Regions from separate parts of the Homo sapiens genome. Here region 1 is linked to region 2. A link is an interaction called in ENCODE POLR2A ChIA-PET data of the cell type or tissue named here. Cell type or tissue: IMR-90. All regions are shown on one strand. Each heading gives the region's core, and the rest is flanking DNA. Links, peaks and the distances in the headings are about the cores only.

Region 1 (12,797 bases), core at 2,862-10,861, 200 kb after region 2:
TGCACCAAAGGGATGGGGGGTGATGGTGTGGTCCATACCAGTGGGGAGGAGTATTTTATCACTGACATTGTTTTGAATTGCTGGCATAGTGATTATAAAAAGCAGATAGACTCTTAGCTATATGTGCATATTTTTTTTAGTTTACCTACAGACCTAATACCCCTTTATTGCCTGCCTCTGGAGCATACTGCTCCATTCCCCTGCCCTTGGTCAGCTACTGGAGTCCTGTTGAGGAGACGGGTCATTCACAGGGATAGGGCAGGAAGACCATGTTTGCTCCACAATGCTACCTTAGACAAGCTAATAGGAATAGTAGCTACCATTTAGCAACTTACTGTGCCACCAGGTTTAATGTTTTTCACACACGATTGCATTTAATCTTCACAATGACCCTGTGAGGCATGTGCAAGAGTTACCTTACTTTTACACGTAAGGAACCTGAACTGGCCAAGGTCACAGAGAAAACAAGGGGTAGAGCCTGAATCATTGACCACAAAGCCCATGCTCTTGACTGCCTATATTGCCTCTATTCCAACTGTTGCTGACTTCAGAACCTCCTAACATGCCAGACCCTTCGATAGGAGTATGCAGGAGGAGTGATAGGCACTTACTACTGCTTTTAGCCTTGCCAAGGAAGCCCTAGTATTCCCTCATCCCCTACCTCTAGTTCCCTCTGACCGCCCTGAGTTCTCTCTGGCAGTTGAGCTTTTAGACCATCCTCACATCTCCATCTGGGCTGGAGCTGGAGACAGTTCTTCTCTTGGCCAGTGAGTTAATTAGAAAGGTGCTCCCTCCAGGGGGTCCTCCCGGGTCCCTTTGTAGGTTACAATTGAGGGATGATGTTAGATTTTTGCTTTCTTTTGCTGCCTATTCTGTGGGGGAAAGGGCTTTTTAGCTTAAAGGGGATGGAAAAACCCATGCCAACAGAAGTGTGACTTTAATTCGTGCAAATTCTGTTTCTATTCTCCCCATACCCTCCCTCTACCTGATACAAACCTGAGCACAATTTCGGTGGCTGACTTTGTTCTGTTTGCCAGCGATGTTTGCTTTTTCCTTGCCCTGGTAGAGCCTTTCCTTTTCTGGGCCAGTTGTCTACCCTCTATTTGGAAAGGAGCCCTGAGCAATGGTTCTGTGGGCTCTCCCCCTCATCAGGGGCTCCCAGAGCCCCTGCATAACTCTGAGTCACATAGATGTTGAGAAATTGGGAATTGGGAATTGGCGATGGCCAAGTGGCACTGAGTGGTGTGCGTGATGGAAAGCCATGGTAGCAGGGCAGAGTCGGCCCAGCAAATGGTGCTTGGAAAAATGATCCTCTGGGGGCCACTTAGCCCCTCCTGTGAAAAAGTGCAAAGTCCACAAGTAAGAAAAATAACCTGTTCACATAGTTGGCTTGAAACCATAGGTGCTAAAACCCCCTGTGGCTAAATAAACAGCAAGGGCCTGCTCAGTGATGTCCCATAAATCATGGAGTGCAGCAACCCTTCCCTGGGGCACCACATCTAGTCCCTGTGCTAATCCTTCTGAAACAGCAAAGTCAGTTCCTTACAACCTGGTCCTATCTTTCTCTCTTTTACTCCTGCAGTGCCTTCCTCTGCCAAATTCTCAGCCACCCTACAGTTCTGGAACACTCCCGACACCACACTCTCACATGCTCGCACGCTGACCTAGAGAATCCTGAGGCTGGAGCCATGTGGTTTCTTATGCCTCTGGAATTTCATGTTGTAATTTAGAAAGGTTGTTTTCAACACACAGTTTGATATTTTGGGTTATCTTTCAGCATTTCATTCATTTTTGATAAGAGACTAGGTGGGTGTGAAGTATTTGATGGGGTTTCAGGGTCACTGTAGGTGATACAATGCTAATTTTTTCTTTAATATTCTTGGCTCAGTGGGACAACTCCTTTTGCAATGAAACCCAAGTAAGTGCCTCTCATTTTTCAGTCTGGGTAACATTTTAATTGATTTTTCCCCCAAGAAAATCCAGTGCTTGATGGTCTGAGGGTTGAGTGTAGCATTTCCCAGGATGTGTCAAAGGGATAGATATTCTTTTTGCAGCCTCTGTGGTCTCATCCCTACGGTTTATTCAACAGTGGGCAGCCCCATCTCTGAAGTGTCAGACTAGAATTCTGTGAGAGGGGTGACATAATGGGGACTCAAGCAATAGAAGGGTTCTTGGACCAAGTACCCTTTATGAATCTTTTACACCAGAGATTCCATGGCTCTCCTATGGCCACCAGAGACGGGTGTGGTGAAGGCTCAGGAAGGATGTGCAGAGCCCTAGTTTCCAGGAACTTGCATCCAGTGAAGTCAGGGTACCGAGGACAAGGGGCCCACGAGGGCAGATCCTCCACTGCTTCTAGCCTTGTTCCAGGCAGGGCCTCAGGGAAAGCTTCAGGGATGGAGGATGGCCTAGAATGAGGGTAGGCAAAGATCTCATGGTTTATTCTTTCTGCTTGCTACATCTTAGAGGATTTTTCTGGCCTCTCCAGCACCTGACATGATGCCAGCACCCAGTACATATACAACCAGTAATATCCTGGGTGATAACCTGGGTCTACAAGGTCCCAGTCCTTTTTTGTGTCCTCTTCCTGGGCCCTAATCTCATTTTCTACTCAGGATCCTGCTTTAGGTCCTCCTCTCTCAGGACCATGTCAGCTTACTTTTTCTGTAGTGTAAGGAACTCCCTGTCTGGATGGCCAGAGTAGGCACCTTGGTTACCAAACGAGCCTCCACTGGGAGAGCTTCTGATTCTTTCTCCAGGAAGACTGCATCATTCATCAAGGCATCTTCCCAGTCCATGTTTTCATGGCTTGTGGCTCTTCTTCAGTTCTTCCGCGTATGGTTCTCTGTAAGATTAGCCTTTTTTCTTGCACTTATTTTTCAGATGGACTTTACGATGCTTCATATTATAGGTCAATTTGGCTAGGCCATCCTGCCCAGTTGTTTGGCCAAACACTCATCTAGATATTGGTGTGAAGGTATTTTGTGGATGTGGTCAACATTTACAGTCAATTGACTTCAGATAAAACAGGTTGCCCTTCATAATGTGGGTGGGTCCCATCCAATCAGTGGAAGGGCTTAAGAGCAAAGACTGAGGTTTCCCCAAAAAGAAGGAATTCCCTCTCCAGACTGTAACATGGAAATCCTTCTTGAGTTTCCAGTCTGCTGACCTGACCTATTGATATTGGACTCAAGACTGCCCCATCACTCTTACCTGAATTTCTAGCCTATTGGCCTGCCCAACATATTTTAGATTTGCCAGCCCCTATAATTACATAGCCAATTCCTTAAAATATCACTCTCTCTCTCTCTCTTTATGTATATGTGTGTGTATCTATAATCTGTAGATATCTAGCACTTGTCCCTGTGCTAGCCCTTCCAAAACAAATAGATATAAAGATACATACACACATACATATACGCCTGTCTCTGTCTTCTGTTGGTTCTCTTTCTCTGCAGAACCCTGAGTGACACAGACCTTCTCTGTCTACTGTCTGCTCTCTCCACCCGTCTCCCCCTTTGACCTCCACTTCCTCCATCACCATGAGGTTCCCATGTTCTTTCTCCAAAAAGCTTACAGCATAGCTGGTCTACCAATAACTGCTGACTGCATGTGCAGAAGGTGCTTTGGTGTTGGGTTACCCAGGATCTCAGCTTTTCTGTCTGCTCCTTTCTTCAGCAGTTCCTCCTCTGGAAGGCAGTGTCTAGAAAGAAAGGCCAGCCCAAAGATCTGAAACTCAAATCTTGTAATGTTTATGTTTTTTGGCCATTTTTGCTTTAAACAAAAAAAGAAGAGAAAGGAAAAAGATGATGAAGAAGAAAAGGTTTCTGGGATAAAAGACTAAACTCTGGGCTAAAATCAAGTCTGGGGATTAGCTGAGGATTTAGGTTATCCATGCTTTCCTTTGTTCCTAATCACCATGAGTAATTGAGAGGCACAGAGGCCTGGGCTAGTCCTAGCCGACAGAGCTGTGCTCCAGGCTTATCCTCTCTTGGTGGGATGTGAAAGAACCCGTGCCCTGGGCCTGGAGACAGGGTTCATGTTTGTCTGGTCCAACCTCTTTTTTCCTCTCCTGTCTCCTGCCCTGCCCACTCCTGCTGGACTTTGGTCCTTCTTTGCTATGTGCAATTAGTGGTGGACAGGGTTGTGTGCCTTCTGGTGACAAGGGGTGGACATGGTTTCACTTCTATCTGAGTATTTACCATGTGCCAGACTAGGTACTGGACAGTTTGCTTGGATGTTTTTTCTATTGTGTTTCTTCTCTTAGGCAGTCAGAGGTTTGTCAGTGAAACTTTAACCACTCATTGCCAAGTGCGGAATGACCTGACTCTCACTTCTTCTCTGCACCATCTGAGGGACAGGATTATAGGGGCGGGCGTGTGAGTGTGTATGTGTGGCCATGCATTTCCATGCCCCCCTGGACAGCCCTGATTGTTCCCTCTCCCCTTCCGTTTATGGCTTCCAGGTGTTTACAGATGGTCCTGGCCCATTCTCATAGATACCTGGCCAGACCTTCTAATCTTGTCATCTTTCCCTGAGTGTTCCTGAGCACAGATTATTTTAGAATAGTGTGTGTTCACTTCTGGGGAGCTCCCTCTCTGAACCCATGATCATGAAGAGACCCACAAAATAGGCCCCCTGTCTTGCATTCTGGAAGGGGACTTCTTGGTACCTAAGAAAACTGATAGATGTGAATTTTAAGACCCATTTGGGATTTAGGTAACTGAGAAGGAAAGAGGATGATAGTGGCCCCATGGGTGGTCTGGCTTTTTGGGTCCGCCACTTCCTAGTTCTGTGATCTTGATCCAATGACTCTGCCAGTCTGTGTTTCTGCACCTTCTTCTATTCAGTGAGGATAAGAAGAACACTATTTTAGAGGCTTGTTTGAGTTTGAAGTGAGTTAATACAAGCAAACTGCCCAGTACCAAGTCTGGCACATGGTAAATACTCAAATAAATGTTAGCTATTGTTATTCATTTTAGAGTTCTGCAATGGTGGATGAGTTACAAATTTGGGTCCTCAGATATGGAATAAGCTTATGCCCTGTGGTACTTACTGATTAGCATATGCATGACCCATAACCTCTAGAGAAGCCCTTCAAGAATAATTGATTGGTTGACTGAAGGGCTTACAGGGCTACAAAAATACGTACAGGGTAAATTGATGAATAGTTAAGGAGGTCTAGATGTTTCAGTTATCTGCTGCTGTGTAACAGACTGCTCCGAAATGTACTGGCTTACCATAAAAATAATTAATTCTTTCTAATGTGTCTGTGGGTTGGCCGGATACTTGTTTTGCCTGAATTTAATCCTGGACTCATCCAGGTAGGGGAGGATCAGCTGGGCTGGAATGTACAAGGTGACCTCCCTCTCACATCTGCAGTTGGTACTCGCTGTGACCTGAGCTGCTCCCCTTTCCTCACTGTGGCCTCTTGTTCTCCAGTAGGCGAGACCAGCTTCCTTGTGATGATCTTAGGGCAGCTTCCACAAAAGTGAAAGCGAGAGCTGCAAGTCCTCTTGAGGCCTCGGCCTGACACAAAACATCAGCATTGCCTCTAACATTCTATTGGCCAAAGCAAACCAGAGTCCACGTGGAGGGGTCCACACAAGGCCATGATCACGGGGAGGCACAGTTCATTGGGGACTGTTTTGTAATGAGATGACCTATAGTGAGTAAAAGAAAAATATAGGTTAGGATAAAAATCAGATTAGCCTGTGGCAAGAAGATGATCTTGCAGAGGTGAAGCACCCAGCCAGTGCTGAAATGTCAGCTCTGCCACTTCCTAGTTCTATGATCATCCAATTTCTCAACCAGTCTGTGTTTCTGCATCCTTTTCTGTTCAATGAGGATAACAACACTGCCCTTAAAGGCTTGTAATGAGTTTGAAGTGAGTTAATACACATAGTGCACCTAATTCCAAGTCTGGCCCATGGTAAATACTCAAATAGATGTTAGCTATTGTTATTCATTTTAGAGTTCTGCAATGGTGGATGAGTTAAATTTGGTTTTAAGTTTTCCGCTTCTGAGGCAAAGAGAGAAAAATATCCAGGTACAAGATTTGTAGCGTGCTTAGGTCGAGAAGACATCATTGGTCAGAAGGAGCTGTGCTGTGTCCAGCACATTTGATTTTGAATGCAGCAGATTTGGGATAGTCTGCAAAGACACTGACATAGAAGAGCTCACTGTAAAAATAAATTTATTTGTCTCCTAGAGCAAATGGTTAGAGGCAACACTGTCTAGAGGTTAGCAAGTCAAGCCTGACTGTCAGGATCCCCAGCCTTTCTCTCTCCTGGCTGAGTGAACTTGGGAAAATCCATTAATCTCTCCAACGTTCAGCTTCCTTGTCTACAAAATGGGCGTAATAATAGTGCCTACCTCACATGGGCAAAGGGATTCATTAGGTAAAGCCCTTAGTCTATTGCCTGGCACATATCACTCAATGAATGTTTGTTTTTCTTGTTATTAGTTGTAAAGATGATTTTAAGGGAGATTTTCTCTTTGCTGTAAGACAAACTCTCTGTGTACTCTTCACAGAGGGTTAGTGCTATTATGATAAATCACTCCTGTCTCTTTCTTAGAGGCACCTGGACTTGCAGATACTGTAATGAAGTAGTAAATCAATAATAAAAATAATAAAATAAAAAAGTAATAAACCTTGCAGTCAGGCTTTTAAAAAATTCTTTTGCTATCCCCCATTTTTCCAAATTAGTGAGCTTTATCATTTTTATTATTTTATTTTATTTTATTTTATTTTATTGAGACAGGTTCTTACTCTGTGGGCCAGGCTGTAGTGCAGTGGCGTGATCATGGCTCACTGCAGCCTCAACCTCCTGGACTCAGGTGGCCCTCTCACCTCAGCCTCCTGGGTAACTGGGACTACAGGCATGTGCTATCACACTGGCTACTTTTTGTATTTATTTATTTATTTTTGTAAAGACATAGTCTTGCTATGTTACCCAGGCTGGTCTCAAACTCCTGGGGTAAGCAATCTGCCTGCCTCAGCCTTTCCAAATGCTGGGATTATAGGCATGAGCCACTGAGCCTGGCATTTTAATGATTTTATTCTCCATGGAACTTCATAGACACTGACTATAAACAGCTCAGAACAGCCTTCAAGGACTTCCAGAAATCCATCAACAGGGCCCAAGCCACGAGTCTGTGCCTCTTCTTAGATGGCTTCTGTCCACATTTCTGAGGGTCTCGGGACCCCCAGTGGTGTGAAGTCAGGTTCATTATTTGCTCTGCCCCTGGGGAAGCGCCCCCCTTCTCTCTTTGCCTCTTGCTTTCGGTCTGATTTATGGCTTTAGAAGGTTGGCCTGGAGAGTCTTAATTTAAATCCTCTGTCAGAGGTTGTTACATGAACGTGGTGTCAGTAAAAAGCTGTTTTCCTTTGGTTTTGCTCCTCTATTGCCTCTTTCATGGCATGAAATACGAGGTAGGAAAATAAGGCTACCAAATTGGGGTTGGGGGAGCTATTGAAAAATTCTTGCATAATCCCCTTGAAGTTGCCATGGCACCTTCCCAGCCAGGGGCTGAAGTCAAAATGCTGGATCTTTAAAGCAGGTTTCCCAAGGCCCCTCTCCCTGCTCAGTTTCTGTCTCTTTCCTGTCTCTAGATGCTGTTCTGGTGGTAGTCACAGTTGGAGGCAAAACCCAAGTCTGATGTCTGTCAGCTGTTTTAAACTCCTCTTCCTCTAGCCAAGGAGACTCTGTTTAGCTTTTCTATATTTGCATTATGAAAACAGTAGTTTTTTTTCACTTCCCAAATTCAAAACAACATTTTCTATTTTAATAGTGAATATGCTATATGTGCCTGCCTCCTGGCCCTCAGATATTTTTATGCCCCTAAGGAAATATTTTTACCCTGCAATGAGAATCACCAGGCTATTGTTTTCGAGCATTTTCCTAGCAGTGAGACATAGCATTGTTTTTCTATCATCTGACTTATCTGTAAAACTGCATTGAGCTACTTTGTGTCTCTGTGTACTCCTATGGTTTGTTTAAACATGCGTGCTTTACCTATATGTGTGTCATTAACAGAGCCATTATTTCAAGGAAGTTGGCTTCTTTAAAGTGGAGTTGAGTGCTGTTGTTCAGTGCACAACATGGTTCTCCAGGTTGCTGATACCAAGTTCCTTGCTCTTAAGAAGGGTATTTTTGTAACAATCTGTAAACATTCAGTGGGTGCCCAAGACTACATTCCTGTCAATTTCTTCAAGAGAAGAGTTGTAGAATAGTGGTATGAAAAAAATATAGTAGGTAAATAAACAAGTAAATGAAAAATAAAGTAATAGTACAGGTTTATGATGTGATTCTTTTGTTATCAAAAAAGTAGATGTGTGCACGTGTATTTCCATGTATGTATGTACATAAAATCTAGGGAAGGTACAGTGTTTAACTTTGGCAGGATTATAGGTTTTTCCACTTTCTTTTTTAAAACTTCTTTATAATAAGAAACCCAACACTATTTATTTTTAATAATTAGAACAAAAACAAAACCAGAAAAAAAAAGACAAAGAGCAAAGCCAGGCAGGCTAAGTGGTTGATTGGGAAGAATTTTCAGGTAAGTGGCTGTGCAGATGTGAGATGCCCTGGAGCTGGCCATGCTGGACACAGGGCACCACGCTCTGTCTCAGCCGGGGACTGGCTCGGGGGAAACCAGGTTGGGCTGTTCAGACATGCTCATGTGTTACTGAGGCTGCTGAGTGCAGACACCATCCGGCTGGGCCTGTTTTCTCTCCAATTGGATGGAAGCAGCATTGTGTAATTCACTGAAATTCACTCGGCCTACTTTGTCCAGCAGCCTTGGAGGGTGGGGAGAAGCCAAGGCTGGACCTTGTTTCTGCTCCTCCTGGGTGCCGAGCATCACTCCACATGAGGCTGATGGCCACGGCTCCATCATGCTGTGTCTGGGCGTGGAAGGGTCTACATGCACAAGCATTCCTGCATCAGCCTGCAGCATAGCCAGGCTCCTGCACCCACCTCTCCTGCAGTCCACAGACAGAACATCAGCAGGAGCCACTCTGAAAACATTGAGATATTCCACCCTTGGGACAAGCTGCCACTCTGAGAAGGGGCATCCCTGGAGTCCCTGGCTGGCTTGTTGCTGCAGTTGAACCTATTTGGTGGGAATGCTAATGAATGCTGGCAGCAGAGATGGCCACAGGGAGGTTCTGAACCTCCAGGCCCCTCAGCATGCGCTGGCATGGGAGACAGCTCTCTGTGGTAATTCATCAATGGGGCAGCTCATCAGTTCCTGGGTCCAGGCCTGGTCCTTGCTACTTACTTTGGATGCTGGGCACAGAAGACAGGAGTGTTAAATCACAGGAGTGATAGTCACCACAGGCTGTGTCTTCTCTTGCAGAGAAAGTCTATTCGTGTGACCAGGAGAGGCAGAGTGCCCTGGAAGAGGCCCAGCAGAATCCCCGTGAGGGTATTGTCATCCCTGAATGTGCCCCTGGGGGACTCTATAAGCCAGTGCAATGCCACCAGTCCACTGGCTACTGCTGGTGTGTGCTGGTGGACACAGGGCGCCCGCTGCCTGGGACCTCCACACGGTAAGCCCCCCAGACTGGGTCCTGGGAAAAACGCACCTGCTGGCTGTTATCCATGCTGGCATCTCCCAGTGTTCCTGCCCTGGTCTGGTGGGAGATGAGTGCCTGGGAGAGCCATGTTTTCAATGAGTAGAAGAGTTTCAGGTAGAAAGACCCTGGGACCTGGATTCTGGTCACAGGCCTGTCTCTTTCTAACTTAAGACCTTGGAACAGTACTTAACCTCTCTGAACGTCAGTTTCCTGATGAGATTATTGCCCTTTCTAAGCCACTAGCTTCCATGGATCAAAAAAGATACTGCGTGCAGCTCAAGTATCATTGTTATTATGCTTGAGTGGTTGAAATGACATGCCTGAACATGTCTCAGTGGGAACATTGATGCTAAGATTGCCTTGTAGCTGCCGGGCAGCGCAAGAGATATCGTTCTGCCCACCCTCAGTGCTTTAGGCTTGGTGACAACATAGATCATTGCTGGGCAGTAGTGACTGAAGTAGGCTCAGTTGCCAGCCCCTCCCAACCCCCCCCATATCTCTCTTTTCCCAGCTACGTGATGCCCAGTTGTGAGAGCGACGCCAGGGCCAAGACTACAGAGGCGGATGACCCCTTCAAGGACAGGGAGCTACCAGGTGGGAGACGATGCTGCCCTGCCGGCGCCATCACCTCCTTCTGTTCCTCCACCCTCTCATTATGCAGAAGAAGCTGTCTCCTCTTTGTCTGTTTCCCCATGTGTAAGATGGAGCCAGGAGCCGTGGGATCTACATCCTGGTCTGGGATTTATCCCTAATTAGCTCTGCTCTTGTGCACATTGCTTCTCTTCCTTGTGCCTCTTCGTCTTTATAATGCAGTCATCGGGTTAAAATCCCGTCTGCAGTTCCACAATGCGTTGTCCATCTGAGGTCCATGAGGACAATGTTTTGAGCACTGTGAGTTATTTTTTCCAGAGCTGTGAGGATAAGATAGCTTATAGGGAGGGGCTGTCCTGAGCGATGTGGACAGTGTCTGTTGCTTGCTCTGAAGAGGCAGATGACCCCTGGTGACACAGGACGACCATGGAGTGTGACACAAGACACATAGGCAGGGCCCTGGTACCTCCAAATGGCTGATGTGCGGGTTTCCCCTTATTTATAGCAATCTCTGCCTGCAAGTTACAGTAACATTACTAAATATTGGTGGCTTGGAATCTTATTGTCTTTACACAGCACAAAGTCAGATTAGTGCTGGTGGGAAATGGGCCACCTTCCCATGACCTATCAGGACTCCAAGTGAGAACTGAAAGCAGAGAGTTCTAAGAGTCAGGGATTTTCCACACGAGGTTTGTAGAAATCACCCCATCACAAGAATGGAGTCATGGTGGCCAGGGTACCCCTTTTAGCTAACCCCTCAACAAATGTGAATTGAGATTCTACTATGTGCCAGGCACTGGGTATAATCTAGTGGTCAAAGTTGACATGAGACTTACAGAGTGGAGGAGACAGATTGGATATGAATAAATGAATACAGGCATTTATAGATAGTTGTGGTGGGTACTCTGAGGGAAAAGCGGAACATGCTGTGAGAATGGCAGGGAGAACCTGCTTTAGATTCCACAGCTTCTCTGAGAAGCAAGTGTTGAACCTGAGACCTGGAGGATTTGGGGACAGAAGAGAATGAGCTAGTTGCTAATTTCTATGTGGAGTTGCTTTGGAGAGGAGCACTGGGAGTAGTGTAGAGGGCCCATTTGGTGCTGGTGATCGTGACTTTATAGGACACCCATTTATCCAGTTGTGTGGTGGTGTTTTCCCCAGCTACGTGGTGTAGACATGGAAAAGGCACATCTATAGAAGGTTCTTCTGTGCTTTACTGTGTTTTCCTGGAATAATACAAGGAGGAAAAAAGGAACAAGGACTTGGGAGTATTTACAAGAGAGATGCTGTAGTTATAATGTAAGATGGTTGAGGAGGGAAGTGAAAAAAGGAGGAGGCTCTTGGATGGATCTGGTGGTAGGTGTACTTAAGTCAACTTTGACCACTGGGGGTTCTCTCCCTCCTTTGTGCTCCCACAGCCCCTAGTTCTTACCCCTAGCACAGTATTTTTCTCACTTTAGGACGACTGCTTGGCTATTAGCTTGAGTTCCCCTGTAGATGTGAACTTTACAAGGATAAGGACCTTCTGTATTGTTAACTCTGTATCTCTAGCGTTTAACATGGTGCCTGAGTTGATGTCTAGCAAAAATGTGTGGAATGGAAGAAAATTGAAAGCATTATTTGGTCTGATGGTCCTTTGTGGGGTATGGGTAAAGGAACTATGGAAGTTTATGAGACTCATCTGATCAGTAAACAAATCACTAAAGTGGATTTGGCTGGACAAGAAGGGCTTTGAGAAGTTTAGGAAAGGATGGTAGTTGAGAAAGCTGTTGACTTGATTATTATCTGGCATCTACCTTCAAATCTCATTTTATCTTTTAGGCTGTCCAGAAGGGAAGAAAATGGAGTTTATCACCAGCCTACTGGATGCTCTCACCACTGACATGGTTCAGGCCATTAACTCAGCAGCGCCCACTGGAGGTGGGAGGTGAGATTGTGAGCAGGAATCAGGCCCAGGAGAAAAATGTGGGGCCCCTGACTTTTCAAATGCTGAGGGAGGGTGAGAGAGTGGGCAGGGTTTGAGGAGGGCAAGGGCTGGAAGTTGATCTTTTTCCTGAAACCATGTACCCATAGCTTTGACCCGCCTTCTGTCAAAAATCTTCCTGCCCCTCTACCTTCCCTATTCTTTGGGAGCTGCTTGTCCCTAGCTTTTAGTTACCTGATTTATAGGAAAGTCCAGGGCTGTCTGGGACTTCCAGCTGTTTAATCTCAGAAGGTGATGGGTTGGAGTGAGAGTTCTGAATGGCAGGAAGGGTGATGGTTATATCATGGGAACAGGGAGGCAGAGAGGGAGCACAAAGCACTTTGCAATTTTCTTCTCTCCTAGAAGGCAGGAACCAAATGCCTTTTTGGCATCCTGAGAATTCCAAGGAGCTCTTGGCAATGGAACTGGACACTCATATAGCCAAATACAGCTCAGGTCAGGAATTGAGGTGGTAGCTGAGGCAGTCCTGATGTGAGGCTGAAATGCACATGCTCCCCAGTAACCAGCATTGCTGGCACTCATGAGTTTGGGCCCATTAGGCCAGTCGGTTGGAGATGCATGCACGCATTCATCCATCCGCTTACCACCTTTTGAACATGGAAAACACAGCAAACACTGGGCTAAGGATGAGGTATCTGG
Region 2 (12,797 bases), core at 2,699-10,698:
AGGAAGATCTTTTTGTGTTATGTTAATGATACCTGAGAGTTGTTGAGCACATGCTGTGTGATGGATGCTGTGATTTAAATTACATTTCTTTTTAACTTTTATTTTAGATTTAGGGGTACATGTACAGGTTTGTTGTTACAGACAAACTTGTGTTATGGGGGTTTGGTGCACGGACCACTTTGTCACCCAGGTACTAAACATAGTACCTGATAGTTCTGATAGTTATTTTTCCTGATTCTCTCCCTTCTTCCACCCTCCTCCCTCAAGTAGGCCCCAGTGTCTGTTGTTCCCTTCTTCGTGCCCATTAGTTCTCATTATTTAACTCCCACTTATCAGTGGGAACATGCAGTATTTGGTTTTCTGTTCCTGCATTAGTTTGCTAAGAATATTGGCCTCCAGCTCCATCTGTGTTCCTGCAGAGAACATGATCTCATTCTTTTTTACGGCTGTATAGATTCCATGATGTATATGTACCACATTTTCTTTATCCAGCCTACTGTTGATGGGCATTTAGGTTGATTCTATGTCTTTGCTATTGTGAATAGTGCTGCAATGAACACACGTGTGCATGTGTCTTTATGGTAGAATGACTTATATTCCTTTGGGTATATACCCAGTAATGAGATTGCTGAGTTGAATGGTAGTTCTGTTTTTAGTTCTTTGAAAAATTGCCACACTATTTTCCACAATGGTTTAACTAATTTACCCTCCCACCAGCAGTGTATAAGTGTTCCCTTTACCTTGAATGTAAATGGGCTAAATGCCCCAAATAAAAGGCACAGAGTGGCAAGCTGGATAAAGAAGCAAGGCCGAACAGCATGCTGTCTTCAAGAGACCCATTTAACATGCAATGACACCCATAGGCTTAAAATAAAGGGATGGAGAAAAATCTACCAAGCAAATGGAAATCAGAAAAAAGCAGGGGTTGCAATCCTAATTTTAGACGAAGCAGACTATAAGCCAACAAAGATGAAAAAAGACAAAGAAGGGCATTACATCATGGTGAAGGGTTCAAATCAACAAAAAGGCCTAACTGTCCTAAATATAGATGCACCAACCGCAGGAGTACCCAGATTCATAAAGCAAGTTCTTTTTAAAAAATAAATAATTGAAATTTATTTTTTATAATTCTGGAGGCTGGAAAGTCTAAGATCAAGGTGCTGGCAGATTCAGTATCTGATGAGGGCTGCTCTCTGCAGATAATGCCTTGTTGCTGCATCCTCCAGAGGGGGTGAATGCATAAAGCAAGTTCTGAGAGACCCATGAAGAGACTTAGACTCCCACACAATAACAGAGGGAGACTTCAACACCCCACTGACAGTATTAGACAGATCATCAAGGCAAGACGAATCATCAAAGCAAAGATACTCAGGACCTGAACTCAACACTTGACTGAATGGACCTAGTAGACATCTATAGAACTCTCCACCCCAAAACAACAGAATATACATTCTTCTCATTGCCACATGGCACATTCACTAAAATCAACCAAAGAATTGGACATAAAGCAATTCATAGCCAATGCAAAAAACAAAAATAAAATTATACCAATCACACCCTTGGACAACAAAGCAATAAAAATAGAATTGAGTACAAAGAAAATTGCTCAAAACCATACATTTACATGGAAATTAAACAGCCTCCTCGTGAATGACTTTTGGGCAAATAAATTAAGGGAGAAATCAATAAGTTATTTGAAACTAATGAGAACAAAGATACAGCATACCAGAATCTCTGGGATACAGCTAAGGCAGTGTTAAGAGGGAAATGTATAGCACTAAATGCCCACGTTTTTATTTAGTCTTCACAATAGCCTTATGAGATAAGATGCTATTGCTATCCTTATTTTATAGGTTAGGAAAAGGCTTAGAGTGGTTAAATAATCTGCCCAATTTGCATGGCTAGTGAGTGGTACAATTGGTATTCATGCCCAGCCTGGTTCCGGGCCCCAGCTGCTCTTCTGACCTGCTCCTTCTTTTGCCTCATCCTGTCTCCCGAGTTAGCCTGCTTTTTGAGACCTGAAAGCTTTGACTGGAAAAGATCCTGTGATTGCATATTTTTTCCAAACTGGCCTAGACTTGTTCTTTCACAGGCTGGATGTAGCAAGCAACACAACAAACACAACATCCAAACAATCATGGGGGGGTAGTGGTGGCTGTGTAAATTTTACTTAAGGGACATTTTAATTTCATCTCTGGCAAAAGTCAGCTATTTTCCCAGATTCTGAAGTGGCATAAAAAGCCTTCAGTCAGCCATTGCTCTTGACAGTAGAATTCTACTTGTAGAAAATTATCCTATAGAGATAATTGCTTGAGGATCTACGTAAAGAGATTTTCACTGCAGCATTGCTTTGTAATAGTGAACTATTGGAAATAACCTAAATATCTATTAGTAGGTGATTGGTTATGGCCCATTTAAAAGAATGTAGCCATTAAAAAATATGGTAGTGACTTATGGTATAAATGTGGCTGTAGAGGCTGGACATGGTGGCTCATGCCTGTAATCCCAGCACTTTGGGAGGCTGAGGCAGGAGGATTGCTTGAGTCCAGGAGTTCCAGACCAGCCTGGGCAACATAATAAGACCTAGTCTCTACACAGAATAAAAAATTAGCGAGGTGTGGTGGCAGGCACCTATATCCCCAGCTACTTAAAAGGCTGAGGCAAGAGGATCGCTTGAGCCTAGGAGTTTGAGAGGTCAGGGCTGCAGTGAGCTATGATTGCGCACTGCACTCTAGGCTGGGCGACAGAGTGAACCTTGAGGCTAAAAAGAAAAAGAAAAAAAGGGCTGGATGGCTGGGCTCGGGCTCATGCCTGTAATTCCAGCATTTTGAGAGGCTGAGGTGGGAGGATCACACAAGCTCAGGAGTTTGAAACCAGCCTGGGCAACATAGTGAGGGCTTGTCCCTACAAAAAATAATTTTAAAAATTAGCTGTGTGTGGTGGTGCATGCTTGTAGTCCTAGCTACTTGGGAGGCTGAGATTGGAGGATTGCTTGAGCCCAGGAGATGGAGGCTGCAGTGAGCTGTGATTGCACCACTGCATCCAGCCTGGGTGACGGAGCAAGACCCTGTCTAAAACAAACAAATCAGAAAGAAAGAAAGAGGCTATTTCTCCCTTCCTTTTCTAGAAATCATTCAAAAGCAACAAGGAAAATGGGGAAAAATTCCATAGACAATAATTTTTTGGTGAAACGGGGACACATACCATTTGCAGACTCCAGAATGCGTGAAAAGGCTGCCGGTGTCACCATTAGGCAGCACTCACTAGGGAGAAAGAGAATGCAGAGGGGGTGGATGTCAGGAAGCTCTAGGAATATGTATACCTCCTGCAGGTGGAGGATGCAACCTCAAGTGCAAAAGAGATCTCCTTCCTTTGTAACAACAGCTATGGGAATTGGGTGAGCAAGGCTGACAGCAGAAGCCATCTTATACCCCGCTCAGGTTCATACAGCCCGTAGAAGCGGACGTTTTAGCTATCCATTGCTGTATAACAAACCACCCCCAAATTTGGTGATTTTAAACATTTATTTGTTATTCTCTTTCACAGTTCTGGGATATGACAGGTTCAGCTGATGGCTTTTGCTTGGGGTCCTCATATGGTTGCTGAGGATAAGTCATCTGCATCGTGATCTCAGAGTAGTCAGACTTCTTATCTGGTAGCTGATGGCCCCAGAGCAATTGCTCCACGAGGCTTAAGTCAAAGCTGCAAGGCATCTTATGACCTAGTATGGAAGGCCTACAATGTCACTTTCAGCACATTATATTTTGTCAAGCAATTTACTAAGAGTGTCCCAGATTTGAGGGATGGGAGAAATAGACTCCACCTCTAAATGGGAAGAGTAGCAAAGAATTTATGACCATCATTAACTGTCCACATGGGGCTATACAAAAAATCAAATGGATGAGCAGTAGTTGTATGAAGCAGTCTGTGTCTATGGCTGATGGTGGTGGAGGGAAGCCAGCTATCCTAAAAGGATACCTTGTCCCGCCCCCCAACAGAGCCTCATGCAAATAACTTGCCCACTCAATAATGAGTGACACATAGCATCAAATTAAATCCACTATAAGGTGAAGGAGGAAAAAAGAGTGTCAAACATTTCCAACAATTGAAGAATACTTACCAGAAAAAATTGACATAGAGCAGCTGAAAAAAGCATTAGGCAATTGAATTTTAAAAAGTGAATGCAGTAATTGCTTCTATGAAGAAAGACCACAAAACAGAAATACATTAACAGATTTTTTTTTTAATTACCATTTTGCAACCCCTAATATAGCAATTGGTTTAGGTAGGGATCATCAATAGATGTGAAAACCCTTGAGTAAAAGGCAATTGGGGAATAATATATTCATGGTGATAAAGTATCACCACATGGAGTAATTATAGAGGGAAGATATGTACCTTTACATTGGAGAAACCTAGCAGTTACCCATTTTAACCAAGTGGTCAAACTTGGAATTACTGATATCAAGACAGCCTAAACTCATGTGCCTCCTGATGGAATGCAATATGAAATTCACAACATCATTACAGGCAAAATGTTTAATCTGAATTTTATCAAGTCTTTGGACCTAGCTGGCAATTTATCAGAAATACAAATGCTAGATAAACAAATGAAATATAAAGAAACAACCTGACAAATCTAGTCTATGGGATATTTTATAAAACAACTGGCATGGATTCTCTTTTTTTTTTTTCACATGTAGGGAGGACACAAGTTTTGTGCCCCTTGTCACAATGACCCCAGATTCCTGTTTGGTGTATTGTAAACAGAGGAGCCACTCTTCAACCTCCCTGCCCTAAGCAAACCCTGGCATATACTCTTAAAGAAGTAAATGTCATAACAAAAGTTGGAGATCTAGTCTAGATTAAAAGAGAATAAAGGCTGGGCGCAGTGGCTCATGCCTGTAATCCCAGCACTTTGGGAGGCCGAGGCTGATGGATCATGAGGTCAAGAGATTGAGACCATCCTGGCCAACATAGTGAAACCTCATATCTACTAAAAATACAAAAATTAGCTGGACGTTCTGGCATGCACCTGTAGTCCCAGCTACTTGGGAGGCTGAGGCAGGAGAATTGCTTGAACCCGGGAGGTGGAGGTTGAAGTAAGCTGAGATCTCTTCACTGCACTCCAGCCTGGTGACAGAGCCAGACTCCATCTCCAAAAAAAAAAAAAAAAAAAAAAAAGAGAATAAAGAGACATAACAAGCAAATGCAATGTATAATTGGATACTGGGTTGGAATAGTATTTAAAAACATTTTTTGAGGTAATTGGGGAAATTTGAGTATAGATTATATATTAGATGATATTATAAAGTTATTGTTAAATTAGTATGGTTGCTATGGTCTGACTGCTTGTGCCCCCCTAAGATTCATATGTTGAAACCTAATCACCAATGTGATGGGAGGTGGGGTTGTTGGGAGGTGATTAGGTCATGGGGGCAGAGCTCTCATGAATGGGTTTTGTGGCCTTATAAAAAAGGACCCATAGAGCTGCCTTGCCCCCTCCACCATCTAAGGGCACAGCAAGAAGGTACCATCTGTGAACCAGAAAGTAGGCCTTCGACAGACACTGAATCGTGGGTGTCTTGATTTTGGACTTCCCAGCCTCTGGAACTGTGAGAAATAATTTTCTGTTGTTTACAAGCTACCCTGTCTATGGTAATTTATTCTAGCAATTCAAATGGTCTAAGATAGGGGTTATATAGTGGAATGTTTTTATTTTAGGAGGTGCAGACTAAAGTTTTTGTGGTTGAAGTGTTCTGATGTCTACAATCTATTTAAAAATGATTTGGAAAAATGCATGTATGTATTGTTTGTGAGTATAGAGACAGTGAAAGCACATAGAGCAAAATAATAATAATTGGTGAATCTATATGAAGTATATGATATATGGCTGCTCATTGTATTATTCTTTCAACATGTCTGTAGCTCTGCAAGTTTTCCAAATGAAAAGTTGAAAGGAAAAAGAACATAGGGATGAGATTGTGAGATAACAGAATGAGATGAAGCATGGGTGGGCAGAACTCAGATCAAAGTATCAGAGAAATAAGGATGAAATGGAAGGGGTGCAAATAATAGGCAATTAAAAAAACCACAGCAAGGGACAAAAATATAATTTTCTGAAATAGAGACATTAATTTATATTATGTATCAGAGAAAATTAATGCAGGAGAGCCAACCTAGAGATGTGTCCTAGTAAAGTTATTAAACTTCAAAGATAACTAAGCAAAATGATCAAGTCACTGAGGGGCGGGGGAAGCAGGCTTGTTTCCGAGTTCCGTGCAGCAATATTCAATGTCAGAAGAAAGTCATGCAATACTTAAAAAAGATGTCCAAGGGAAAAAAAAGTGTTACACATGGAGTTCAAATCCAGCCAAATTATCCTTCAACCATAAAGACTACAGATATCCTCGATCATAAAATAATTCAGGGGATGTCGATTCTTTGAATCTTTCTTGAAGAAACAATCAGAGGATGGATGCCAGCCAACAAAGAGATAACTGAGGACATTATAGAAAAAAGACTGGAGGCAACTTTGAATATATGTAATGTAGACTAAAGCAAAAATAATTCCACACTTTAGAGTAATTGAAAATAATGTAAAAATGACATGTCCTGACAATGTATAAATACATGCACTGAACAAATACTCGTGGAGGAAGGGGGAAAGTAGGTGAGAGGTAGATTAAGGTAACTGATTGTTACATCTGTAATAAGTGGGAGTCAAAAAATATTACTCAAGACTGACAAACCAAGTAATAGAAGCATACACATTTTTAATAGTACAAAATGAAACTCAGAGAAAGATGTTCTCTTTGGTAGGAGAGAGGAGGAAGAGAGGAAGAGGAAATGTGCTTTTTTTTTCATTGTTCCTAGGCACTAATAGACATTTCTTGAATAATAGAAAACTAGAGGTATTTTTTAAAAGTTTTATTATAAAAGTAACAGAGCAAAAATGAAAACCTATTGAAATTTGAAAATAATTATTCACAGCAACAAAGACAACAGACTACATAGTGAATGTTTTTAAAAAACTAAACAAAAATAGAACATAATGTTACTATGTTAGAACTAACGCTAATTTATTTGACATATGAATAGATGTTGAAATAGGCTTAACTCACCTATTAAAATAAACAATATTTCAGAGTATTCTTAGGCAACACCCACCTTCATGCTGAGCTCAAGCAAGTGAGCACCTACAATAAGTGTTTTCAGAAAGGTTGAAAATAGGCCAGGTGCAGTGGCTCATGCCTGTAATCCCAGCACTTTGGGAGGCCGAGGTGAGTGGATCACTTGAGGTCAGGAGTTTGAGACCAGCCTGGGCAATATGGTGAAACCCCATCTCTACTAAAAATAAAAAAATTTTCCAGGCATGGTGACACATGCTTGTAATCCCAGCTACTCAGGAGGCTTCGAAGCAGAAGAATTGCTTGAACCCGGGAGGCAGAGGTTGCAGTGAGCTGGGATTGCGCCATTGCACTCCAGCCTGGGTGACAGAGCGAGACTTCATCTTAAAAAAAAAAAAAAGGTTGAAAATAAAAGTACATACAAAGATAGGTGAGGCAAATGCAAAACAAAACAAAAGACAAACAAAAGAAAGCCCAGGTCATAATTTTAATATCACACTAGATGGAGATGAAGAAAGTCACTTTAAGGTGGGGTGCTGTGGCTCATGCTCGTAATCCCAGTGCTTTGGAAGGCTGATGTGAGAGGGTCACTCCAGCCCAGGAGTTCAAGACCCACCTAGGTAACATAGACCCTGTCTCTACAAAACATTAAAAAAAAAAATTAGCCAGGAGTAGTGTTGCATAACTGTAGTCCCAGCTATTCAGGAGGCTGAGCTGGGAGGATCACTTGAGCCAGGGAGGCTGAGGCTGCAGTGAGCAGTGATAGAGCTACTATACTCTAGCCTGGGTGATAGAGCCAGACTCTGCCTCAAAAAAAAAAAAAAAAAAAAGAAAGAAAGTCACTTTATAATACTTAAGGATGGAATCCACAATGAATACAACAGTTCTGAATATCTATGTACCAAATAGCAAAGCACAACATTCATAAAGCTAAAATTATAAGAGATACAGGGGGTAAAAACAGACAAACAAATGGTAGGAAACTTTAATTCACCCATCACAGTCAATGATGGATCAACTGAAAAAAAATAATTAGGATATAGAAAAAACCTAAATATCATATTTAGAAAAGCAGATACAGGTTTACAATATCTTTTCCAAAACTCTCTATAGTTTTTCAAAGTGTGGAAAGCTGATATAGTACATATACTGAATATTATGTAATATCTTAATTGGGGTTCATAATGAAACACATTGATATTTTCTGCAGTGAACCATATGATGCGGGAAGCAAAAACCATAACTAGTCTTACATCAGTTTAGAACAGAGTTTGCTGTCAAAAGGAGTTACAAAAAAAAGTTTAGAAATCAGAACATTTTGGATTTAGGATATTTCAGAGTTGGGAAGGTGACTCTGTGTTGGGCTCCACATAAGGAAAAATTTCAACCTAGAACTGTCTAAAAAAGAAATGAAGTCCCTTGGAAGTGCCTGCCACTGGGGCTCAGGTGGGTGGGAGACATTCAAGCAGAGATGACCATTTTTTCAGGCGACTCAAGTACCAAGTAGAGAGTTGGACAAGGAGACTACCAAGTTATTTTCTCACCTGGGATTCTAGGGTTAGACTAGCTGGAAAGTGGTGGGTTAGAGAAGGGGGATGAGCAGAATGGGTTCATACAATCCTATGCGTTGTCTCTTAGGTATCTGTCAAAATTAAAGCAAAATGGTACTGATCCAGTGTTCCAGCATGTGGTTGGGAAATGCGTATACAAGCTACTAACTCAGTGAAGATGGCAGACAAGTTGCTTTTTACAAGCTCTTAGAGGATGGATCCCATTCCAAAGTAGGCGTAAAATATGCTGAAAAGTGGCTGGGCGCGGTGGCTCATGCCTGTAATCTCAGAAATTTGGGAGGCTGAGGAGGGTGGATCACCTGAGGTCAGGAGTTCGAGACCAGCCTGGTCAACATAGTGAAACCATGTCTCTACTAAAAATACAAAAATTAGCTGGGTGTGGTGGCACATGCCTGTAATCCCAACTACTCGGGAGGCTGAGGCAGAAGAATCACTTGAACCTGGGAGGCGGAGGTTGTAGTGAGCTGAGATTATGTTATTGCCCTTCAGCCTGGGCAACAAGAACAAAACCCCGTCTCAAAAAAAAAAAAAAAAGTGCTGAAAGGTAGGGTAGCAAGTGGGGCTTTGAAGGGACAGCAAGCTTGTCCCCTCACTTCCTATGGCTGAAGCAGCAATATCACTCAGTGAGTACTTCTGAACTCTCTCTGTGCCATCAAGCACATTTGTAAATTTCTGAATTTGGTGCTGCATAGCTGGGGGCCACAGCAGGTTTAGGCGGTCAGTGAATACTGACAATAGAGAGCTTGGCCCATTTCTGAGAGCTGATAGGTCAGGTGGATGCTGGCGAGAAAAGGCAGTGGCAAGTGGAGGGCATTAGGCCTTTCTTGGGCCATAATTGGCTGATTTGATGATTATGAGCGAGGACTGGGGAATGGGGAAGGTCATTGCTGCTGGCTGCCGCTACCTGCCACGTGTCAGTGATGTTTTCTGGGTGCATGGGTTTCCTGACCCTTGTTGGGTTGCTTTACTGCTTTTTAAAACTTCCAAAGGACTCACCCTGCCTTCTTGGGAACAACTATCAGTGTTTGATGACTTTTGCTGAGGGAGCTCTTTCAATTATCTTCCTGGAATCACGCCAGTTGTGATTACTGCCACACTCTCTATGGTTCCACCACTCAGCCTGGAAAATGGTGAGGCTGGTGGAGTGGAGGTCAGCTACCCTCTGAAGCACTTCTTTCCCCCTTGCAACTTTAAGCAAACATTCCATGGCCAGAAGGGAGCAAAGTCTGTAGGAGGGCAGAGAGCAGCAGGACTCACCCGGTCAGAAGTCCTTTAAAACATTGATTTCTCTTCAGCTTGAACAAAACAATATGAGTTGCATTATGGAGGAGGCAGAAAATGAAGATAAGCACAAAAAAGAAAACAAAAATCTCACCACGCAGAGATAAGTGCTATTCATGGTTTAGTCTGACTGTTTACAACTGGGTTCCTAGATGTCCTGGGGTTCTATGGAGGTGCTTCTAAGACGCCTTAAATACTTAGAATTTAACCAAAGAATGGCCGGGTGCAGTGGCTCATGCCTGTAATCTCAGCACTTTGGGAGGCCGAAGCAGGTGGATCACCTGAGGCCAGAAGTTCGAGACCAGCCTAGCCAACATGGTGAAACTCCATTTCTACTGTAAATACAAAAAAAAAAAAAAAAAAAAAAAGGCCAGGCGCGGTGGCTCATGCCTGTAATCCCAGCACTTTGGGAGGCCGAGGCAGGTGGATCACGAAATCAGGAAATCGAGACCATCCTGGCTAACATGGTGAAACCCCATCTCTACCAAAAAAAAAAAAAAAAAAAAAAAAGCCGGGCCTAGTGGCCAGTGCCTGCAGTCCCAGCTACTCAGGAGGCTGAGGCAGGAGAATGGCATGAACCCGGGAGGCGGAGGTTGCAGTGAGCCGAGATCGCGCCACTGCACTCCAGCCTGCGTGATAGAGTGAGACTCCATTAAAAAAAAAAAATTAATCAAAGTAGAAAATATTTTGACCACATAAAAATGGCAATAACCAAAAAAATAACAGCAACCTTGGGGCAAACAGCAGTCTTATGGAGACCACCAGCATGTGATCGTGTGTGTCTCTGCCAGCCTCAGCCCAGCTCCTCCTGCTGTCCCTGGGTGGTTATTTGCACTTGTCATGAATGTGCCTTGGTTGGAAGGCTGGAGCCCTGCAGACCCACAGGTCTATCAGAGGGCTCAGGGCCTTACCTTCTGTATGTTCACCTCATGAGGAAATCGTGGGGTGTGTAAGAAGTGAATTTGTAACACATCGTGGTGTGATTCCATTGTATTATGGATCACTTTAGCACCTGTCTTTTATTTTTATTATTGAGGTATGGTAAATACCTCTTAATAGAAATACATTTCAGTAAGTGGCAGGATACAGAATGCTGAGTACTAACCTTCCCCACCCCAAGCCCACAATATCCTGTAACCTGTGGCCCCTCAGCTACCTGGCTGGGAAGTTCCCTCATGCCTTTAGAGGAGGATTTCAGAAATGTGGAGAGAAGGAAGCATGAGGATACTCAGCTTTTTCATTGAAACTGAAAGCAGAGGAAAGTACTGATAGCTTTCAAGACCAGAATCTAGGCCAGGTGTGGTGGCTCATGCCTGCAATCCCAGCACTTTGGGAGGCCAAGGCAGGAGGACTGCTTGAGATCAGGAGTTTGAAATTAGCCTGGGCAACATAAGGAGACCCCATCTTTACAAAACAATGAAGAATTAGCTGGGCTTGGTGGCGTGTGCCTATTGTTCCAGCTACTTGGGAGGCTGAGGCAGGAGGATCCCTTGAACCCAGGAGGTGGGGGCTACAGTGAGCCATGATGGCACCACTACACTCCATCCTTGGCAACAGAGTGAGACTCTGTCTCAAAACAACAACAACAACAACAACAAAAACAAAGACCAGAATCTAAACAGTTGTCTAAACAGCAAAAGAAGAGCTGGGTTGGGGAAGGGAAGAGAATCAGAGGGAAAGCTGGAGAGAAACAAAGTTCCTGCACCCTGACCTACTATCCCACCCAAGGTCACAATCCTGGGTTGGAGACAGTCACCAGAATAAATGTGGGGACTCTGAGGCCAGAGAAGACCTGTGCTCCTTCCCAAGCATGGCCTGGGGAAGTTGGCTGAGATCCTGGAGTACCCTGTCTGGTCAGCTGTCATTGTGTCTGACGACTGCTGGATGGAGCATTGGGGCAGAGAGGCCACAAGTTGGCAAAGTCCTCCTCCTTGAGACTCCCGTGGCTCAATAGGTACAGGGAGCCAAAGGCCCGTGGGACGTGACCAACTCAGCATTCCACTGAGTCTATATGATCAAACAGCAAACTGTTTATCATGAATACAGAATGTGGGCAAACTCACGACCGCGCCTGCCCCAGAAGGTTTGCTGAGGGCAATCACTTCCTGGCGCCAAGCTCCTTGAGGTTATCTACTGGGACATCTAGAGAATGCAGTCTTGTGAGACTACTCTGGACGAGCAGCTGACCCCTTCTTCCACCCCCCTTCTCACTATCTCTTTTGCCTAATAAATACGGAGGGCTGTGTAAAGGTCAGGGCCCTTGTCCACTAGAGGCAAGGTGCCCCCTGACCCCTTCTTCCAAATATACGCTTTTGTCTTTTATTCCTGCATTCGCCCGCTTTGTTCAGTCCCCCTAGGTCCATGTGGGTTACATAGTGGCGCCGCAGAACAGGGACTTCAAGGACGTAAACGAAGAAGGTCTGCTGGAGCAGAGGAACTGAAATTGAGAAGGTGAACGGGGACCCCAGGCCGAGTCTGCCGACAGGGATATAAGGTCGGTGCCCTAAAGAGGTACTGGGAGCAGTGCTTTAAAGAAGTACTAGGAATGGGAAGTTTTCTGAATCAGGGTAACATGAGTCAGAATTTGTCTGTTGGAGAAAAACATTATGTGCAGTTGCTTAAAGTTTTGTTGAAACAAACTGGTGCTCAGGTCAGTTCTCAGACATTAAGATGCTGCCGGAGGTTATTACGCATAACCCATGGTTTCCACAGGCACTCTTGATGTGGAAAATTGGGATAGAGCAGAAGGATTAAAACAGGCTCATCAAAAAGGTTTTAAAGTTGATTCTTCAGTTTTTTCCACTCAGAGTTCAGT

What was found. ChIA-PET counts read pairs that join two places held together with the same protein. Peaks named below come from ENCODE experiments on the same cell type or tissue, not always from the same donor. Only the 100,000 strongest peaks of a DNase experiment are listed, where the experiment ranks them.
Region 1: POLR2A ChIA-PET joins it to region 2 with 8 read pairs; 2 of 35 experiments call an interaction of 5 or more read pairs at or near these places.

The regions. Positions count from the first base shown.
Region 1 is chr14:70,001,391-70,014,187 of GRCh38, forward strand. It overlaps SMOC1 (SPARC related modular calcium binding 1), which reads left to right. Exons shown (of 12, transcript NM_001034852.3): 8 at 9,364-9,556; 9 at 10,095-10,177; 10 at 11,996-12,101. Among named protein-coding and RNA genes, the nearest start is that of SNORD169, 30 kb to the left of the region's middle. RefSeq lists enhancers at 7,776-7,855, 9,223-10,422. In IMR-90, for the core only: no CTCF peak of the experiment used is centred there; no DNase peak of the experiment used is centred there; H3K27ac peaks cover 872 bases.
Region 2 is chr14:69,799,523-69,812,319 of GRCh38, forward strand. LOC124900353 (small nucleolar RNA SNORA11) reads right to left here and starts at 4,809; the gene lies at 4,681-4,809. LOC100506358 (a long non-coding RNA gene) reads left to right here and starts at 12,238. Exons shown (of 2, transcript NR_149012.1): 1 at 12,238-12,476. In IMR-90, for the core only: no CTCF peak of the experiment used is centred there; no DNase peak of the experiment used is centred there; H3K27me3 peaks cover 1,061 bases.